Regions from separate parts of the Homo sapiens genome. Here region 2 is linked to region 1. Evidence: chromatin contacts called from ENCODE Hi-C or POLR2A ChIA-PET data. All regions are on one chromosome and are shown on one strand. Each heading gives the region's core, a stretch centred on a gene start or an enhancer-like site at or near the end of the contact. The rest is flanking DNA. Distances are from core to core; before and after follow the strand shown. Region 1 overlaps LOC105371777 (a long non-coding RNA gene). Region 2 holds the start of KRTAP2-3 (keratin associated protein 2-3).

Region 1 (2,817 bases), core at 295-2,794:
GTGAGCTGTTATCGTGCCACTGCACTCCAGCCTGGGCAACAGAGTAAGACCCTGTCTCAAAAAAAAGAAAAGAAAAAAATATTTTTAATGGTTTCAGATCCTCCACTCATCTCACTTTATTATACGCTCAGCTCTCTTTGTCTAGCCTTCACCTTCCAGCACACATCCTAGGGTAACCTTTACCTTTCAGACTCAAAAGGATTTTATCAAGGCCTCTGAACAAGGTCCACAGCCCCCAAGTAATAAATAAAGGATTCTACTTCCCTGGTGCTCAAAAGTGTCTGCAAATAGTTACTGCTTTAAATAACATCTGTTTTCCTTACAACTACATAAGAATGGTGTGAGACTCAAAGGGGAAAGGATTTTGCACAAGTATAAATGCAAGGGTCATTTATTAGCTAGTACCATAGTTTCTCAGCATTCCCTTCTCTTGGAAATTTTTTACCACAAAGCTCCCAGAGCCATCACTCTGTAGGCAGCTTTTTCTCAGACTTCTGTGACTGAATGTTGGCTCAATCCTCTTGTCTTTTCTCTATACTCCCTCCCCAGGTAACCTCATCTGATCCCTCCCCAGCCTCTCCTCCCTGATCTTATCCCATGGGTTTTGTTTGTTTGTTTGAGAGGGAGTCTCGCTCTGTTGCCCAGGCTGGAGTACAATGGTGTAATCTTGGCTCACTGCAACCTCCACCTCCCAGGTTCAAGCGATTCTTCTGCCTCAGCCTCCTGAGTAGCTGGGGCTATAGGCATACACCACCACGCCCAGCTAATTTTTGTAATTTTGGTAGAGACAGGGTTTTGCCATGTTGGCCAGGATGGTCTCCATCTCTTGACCTCATGATCTGCCCGCCTCGGCCTCCCAAAGTGCTGGGATTACAGGTGTGAGCCACCGCACCCAGCCAATCCCATGGTTTTAAATAGCACCCACATATTGGTGACTTGTGGCAGCCTCCAGGTTGGTGCCAGTGATCCCTGCCTCCTGGTCTTCATTCCCTTGTGTAGTTCCTTCTCACAATGAACGAGGAGCAGATTTATTGAAGAAGTGACAGTATATGACCTCCAAAGATAGATCACAAAGGCCTTTCAGTTCTTCCTTGGTCTCCTGGACTATATGCTCTTGGGGAAGTCAGCTACCGGCAGGGTTATATCGTGGGGGAAAAAACTATCTGAAAAAAATTCGTGATTTCACAAAATTTCCCATTGAAGTTCCAATGGCTAGGATTTCATGGCACAGCCAGCAAGACCCAAATAATAGTCCTTTTCTGATACTATCTTGGCCAAAATATCCTATAAGTCTTCACTTGGCAAAGGAAGCATTACATTTCTTATTATGTAACTTCACTTTGCCCTGTTCTCACTGACAAGAAATGCAACTAGCACAGCATCTATCAGTCCCTTCGGGCGGCTAGAACAAAATACCTCGGACCGCGTGGCTTAAAAATGAGAGAAACTTATTTCTCACAGTTCTGGAGGCAGCTTCACTGTCTGATAAGGACCCGCTTTCTGGATCATACACAGCTTCTCGATATATCCTCACATGGCAGAAGGGACAAAGCAATGCCCCAGGGCCTCATTTATAAGGACAATAATCCCCTTCGCCAGGGCTCCACCCTCATGACCTAATCCACTCTCGAAAACCCCACCTCCTAATACTGGGTCATTGGTGATTAGGTCTCAACATACAAATATGGGGGGACAAAAACTTTCAGACCATAGCAGCATCCTTATCATGAGAGTCTATCCCTCATTCACTAGGCCACAAGCCCTAATTCAACACAGATGTGAGAGGTCCCTTTGGACTCGGCAAGTAATGAATTGCAGAAGTGGAAGGTCTGTCTTTAAAGAAAAGAACTCCTAAGAAAAAAAAACTGAATAAAGAATCCTATAGCAAAAGACAAGTACATTGTTTATGATTATCCTAAAATCTAAAATTTTACAAATTTAAATTTTTACTTTGATATGCATATGTTGTGTGTAAAAGCTAGTGGAAGGTCTGGAAAATACTGTATATATACTGAACTGTTATAGTAGTTATCTCTTGGGGATTAGCAAGGGGTTTGAAGAATACCTTTATTAAAATGTTTAACAAACAGCATATATGACTCTGATAATCAGAAAAAAAAATAAATGTTATTCTCCCAAACAAATGGCTTTGCAAATGGGTCACAGCAGGAAGGAACCACCTAGAAAAACAACCACGTAGAAAAACAAAGCCAAAGCTTTATTTCTTTAGGCTTTGTAAGAGTGCCATCTTCTGGAGTCTCAAGAAATGAACTTTAAAATAAACTAACCTGGCTGGGCGCGGTGGCTCATGCCTGTAATCCCAGCACTTTGGGAGGCCAAGGCAGGTGGGTCACTTGAGGTCAGGAGTTCGAGACCAGCCTGGCTAACATGGCGAAACCCTATCTCTACTAAAAATACAAAAATTAGCCAGGAGTGGTGGCGTGCGCCTGTAGTCCCAGCTACTAGGGAGGCTGAGGCAGGAGAATAGCTTGAACCCAGGAGGCGGAGGTTGCAGTGAGCCAAGATCACACCACTGCACTCCAGCCTGGGCAACAGAGCAAGATTCCGTCTCAAAAAATAAAATAAAATAAAATAAAAATAAGCTAAGCCTGTGTGTTCAAGCCACTTGAGATGTATTGATACTAGAAGGTTTATCTTTTAAAACAAGAAAGAAGAAAAAAAGCAAACCTTTTACAACGATCAACTTAGCAAATTAAAATTGTCTTATTTAACTAATAATTAGTTTCCAAAAAGTTCACCAGTAAGGAGGCAGTTCTACAAGGCATAAAGTGAAAAAGAAAGTTAGCAATTATTTAG
Region 2 (2,740 bases), core at 36-2,535, 200 kb before region 1:
AATCTGGTCTTCCAAAAACTGTGATGGACTATGATGGATCATAGACTCAAAGGACTTCAAAGATCAGGGATATGATAGACCAAAGGGTGTATTTTTAAAAAGAGAAAACAAAACAAAACACACCTCAGAGGTAAATTTGCACTGAAGACCATCAGCATTCCTTGGACAATGTTATCTTTAATCTACCTTCCAACTCTAAATTTATTTTCTGTATTCCTATTCATCTTTGCTATGGCTGGAAAAGACAAAGCTATTTTATTGGTCACCAGCTAAACTAATTCCCCTTGTCTTTTTCATAATGCCACCTTCCCACCTCATAAACAAACAAAACCCTCAGCCAACAAACTAAAGAAGCTGTGACAGAAAGATAATTGATTCCTTTGTAGATATTGTCCATAGATTTTTAAGTATGTAATACAAAGTGCATATGTCAAAGCAAGAAAGCAAGAAATAGCCCAATTTCAATTTTATTTCTAGGTCAATAATCAGGGAAGGGCATTCAGAAAGGCACAGAATGAATGAAATCCCCATTTAGTTTGACCTTATTGTTCCCAGAAAAGTTCTTTCCCTTTAATTGCTTGATTTATCTTTGTCTTGCCTTACTAAAAGTTATGATTACTATGTGATAGGAAACTATTTGAAAGCTATTTTTCTTTCCTTTCCCCCTCCACCCCCAAATAGTACAGTACCATCTACATAATAAGTGTCTCATAAGTGTTAATGAGTTATAAACCAACTCAGATTACTAAAATAAAATCAGTCTAGCAGCTTTGGTGATGATTTTCTTATAAACAAGGTTAGGCACTGTGTCATTAAACACTGGGCCATTCTTTCCATAGCAGAATCAATACACATCTGCTCTTATGAGCCATTTTGGTTTTTAAGAAATTCTTGCTTGATCTCAATGCCAATCAGAAACCCAGCCTGTGACTCATGAACATTCCAGTCCCATGCTTAAGTCACGGATGGCAGCGAACAAGAGGAAAGTGTGATGGTGGCTGGATTCTTCAAACTTGCACCTTCTCACATGGCATGGCCTGGAAGGACTAGCTGATAGATGAGCAATTGTTCTGATGATATACATGACCAGGTATTCCGTTCTAGGGAAAAAGTAGACAGGTAGAAAACAAAGCATTCTTTAGTGATTTAGGGATCGCTGCCTCAGCAGTTAAATCCAGAGTTCTCATTTCAACGGGCAGCTACAACTCCAGGAAATGACCTCATGTCCTGGGGGTCATCAGCATCCAGCTAGGATATATAAAGGGCCCAGAGTGGAACGAGGACATTCACACCTGAGAACATCCAGCTCCTCTCAACAGCCCAACCCACACCAGCCTCAGACACCACCATGACCGGCTCCTGCTGCGGCTCCACCTTGTCCTCCCTGAGCTACGGGGGAGGCTGCTGCCAGCCCTGCTGCTGCCGCGACCCCTGCTGCTGCCGCCCCGTGACCTGCCAGACCACCGTGTGCCGCCCCGTGACCTGCGTGCCCCGCTGCACGCGCCCCATCTGCGAGCCCTGCCGCCGCCCGGTGTGCTGCGACCCCTGCTCCCTGCAGGAAGGCTGCTGCCGCCCCATCACCTGCTGCCCCTCGTCGTGCACGGCTGTGGTGTGCAGGCCCTGCTGCTGGGCCACCACCTGCTGCCAGCCTGTGTCTGTGCAGTCCCCCTGCTGCCGGCCTCCCTGCGGCCAGCCGACCCCTTGCAGCACCACCTGCAGGACCTCCTCCTGCTGAGACCCCACCTCTCCTCTCAACGCACGAAACATTCCCAGGTGCACAGAAGCTTGTGCAGACTCTTCTACCCCTTCTGGATCAGATGAGAGACTCCACCTTTGCAGCCTAGCTGATCCTCAAGCACGAATTCAACAATAACATCCTATCTATTTCCCCACATAATTATGCAGCTAATCCTGGCCCTCTCTGACAATCTTGAGAAAAATTCCAGCTTTCATCATTCGAATTCCTGGCTTGAAAAAAAAAACGAGTAAATAAAAATCAAAGCTCCTCTTGAATAGAACTCTGTCCCACTGACTCATCACCCTTTTTTCTACTGTTTCAAGGTTCTCAGATGAGATTTTTTTCTTCCAGGATAATACTATTTGTATGCTGTATTTTTGCACTGTAAAAAAAAATAAAATTATATTTCTGGGGAAGCAAACATTTCTTTTTATTTATTGTTTATTGCTCTTCAAAAGCTCATATTTAGCTTACATTACAGCATGCAGAACCAGAAGAACGAAAGGAGAGATTTTCTAAGGGCCATTTTTGAGCTTTAGAATAGGAACAACTCAGGTGGAAGGTCTATAATTTTAATAGCATTTCAAATAAATCTGATCATCTCATGATTCACCTTCATATTTCGAGTCGCAGGTTTTATGGTGATGCTGACGAAATGGTGAGACTACAGTAGGTCTCTGTAAACATAAACTTGACTTATGAATAATTCACACACATGATAAGGGGGAGGAAGTCTAAGCTAAGTTATAGCCCTATTTGTTCACCAATGTAGGAAACTGTACGGTAATTGATGTCAAACAAGACCTGGGAATCCCTAGCCACTGAACATCCTATGCTGGAGGAACCACTATCCCATCTTCTCCATGGTTCCCGTCAGCACCACCATGGCCAGTTCTACTTCCAGTGGAGTGGCTGCTGCTGAGAAGACAGGGAGAAATGAAGCCTTGGTTGTAATCATCCTAGTTTTGAGCTCCGCATACATCTTAACCATTTAAACAACTG

What was found. Hi-C counts contacts between places; a loop is a spot of excess contacts on that map. ChIA-PET counts read pairs that join two places held with the same protein, here RNA polymerase II (POLR2A). Pooled maps may share reads with other maps.
Region 2: a loop to region 1 is called in a map of mammary epithelial cell, with 14 times the contacts of the local background. The contact joins the promoter of KRTAP2-3 here to the enhancer-like site in region 1. A Hi-C loop is called at or near these places in 2 of 168 maps with a recorded cell type or tissue (Calu3 and mammary epithelial cell) and 2 of 50 pooled maps. POLR2A ChIA-PET finds 5 or more read pairs at or near these places in 1 of 52 experiments (Panc1).

The regions. Positions count from the first base shown.
Region 1 is chr17:40,856,598-40,859,414 of GRCh38, reverse strand. All of the region lies in intron 1 of LOC105371777 (a long non-coding RNA gene), which reads right to left. Among named protein-coding and RNA genes, the nearest start is that of KRT12, 9.2 kb to the left of the region's middle. RefSeq lists an enhancer at 2,124-2,418. Within about 2 kb of position 1,544, at least 2 of the 41 ENCODE cell types and tissues checked have a DNase peak (open chromatin) inside an H3K27ac peak, as active enhancers do.
Region 2 is chr17:41,058,659-41,061,398 of GRCh38, reverse strand. It overlaps KRTAP2-3 (keratin associated protein 2-3), which reads left to right and starts at 1,285. Exons shown (of 1, transcript NM_001165252.2): 1 at 1,285-2,159. The coding sequence starts at 1,349. The coding sequence ends at 1,735. RefSeq lists enhancers at 966-1,540, 1,541-2,115.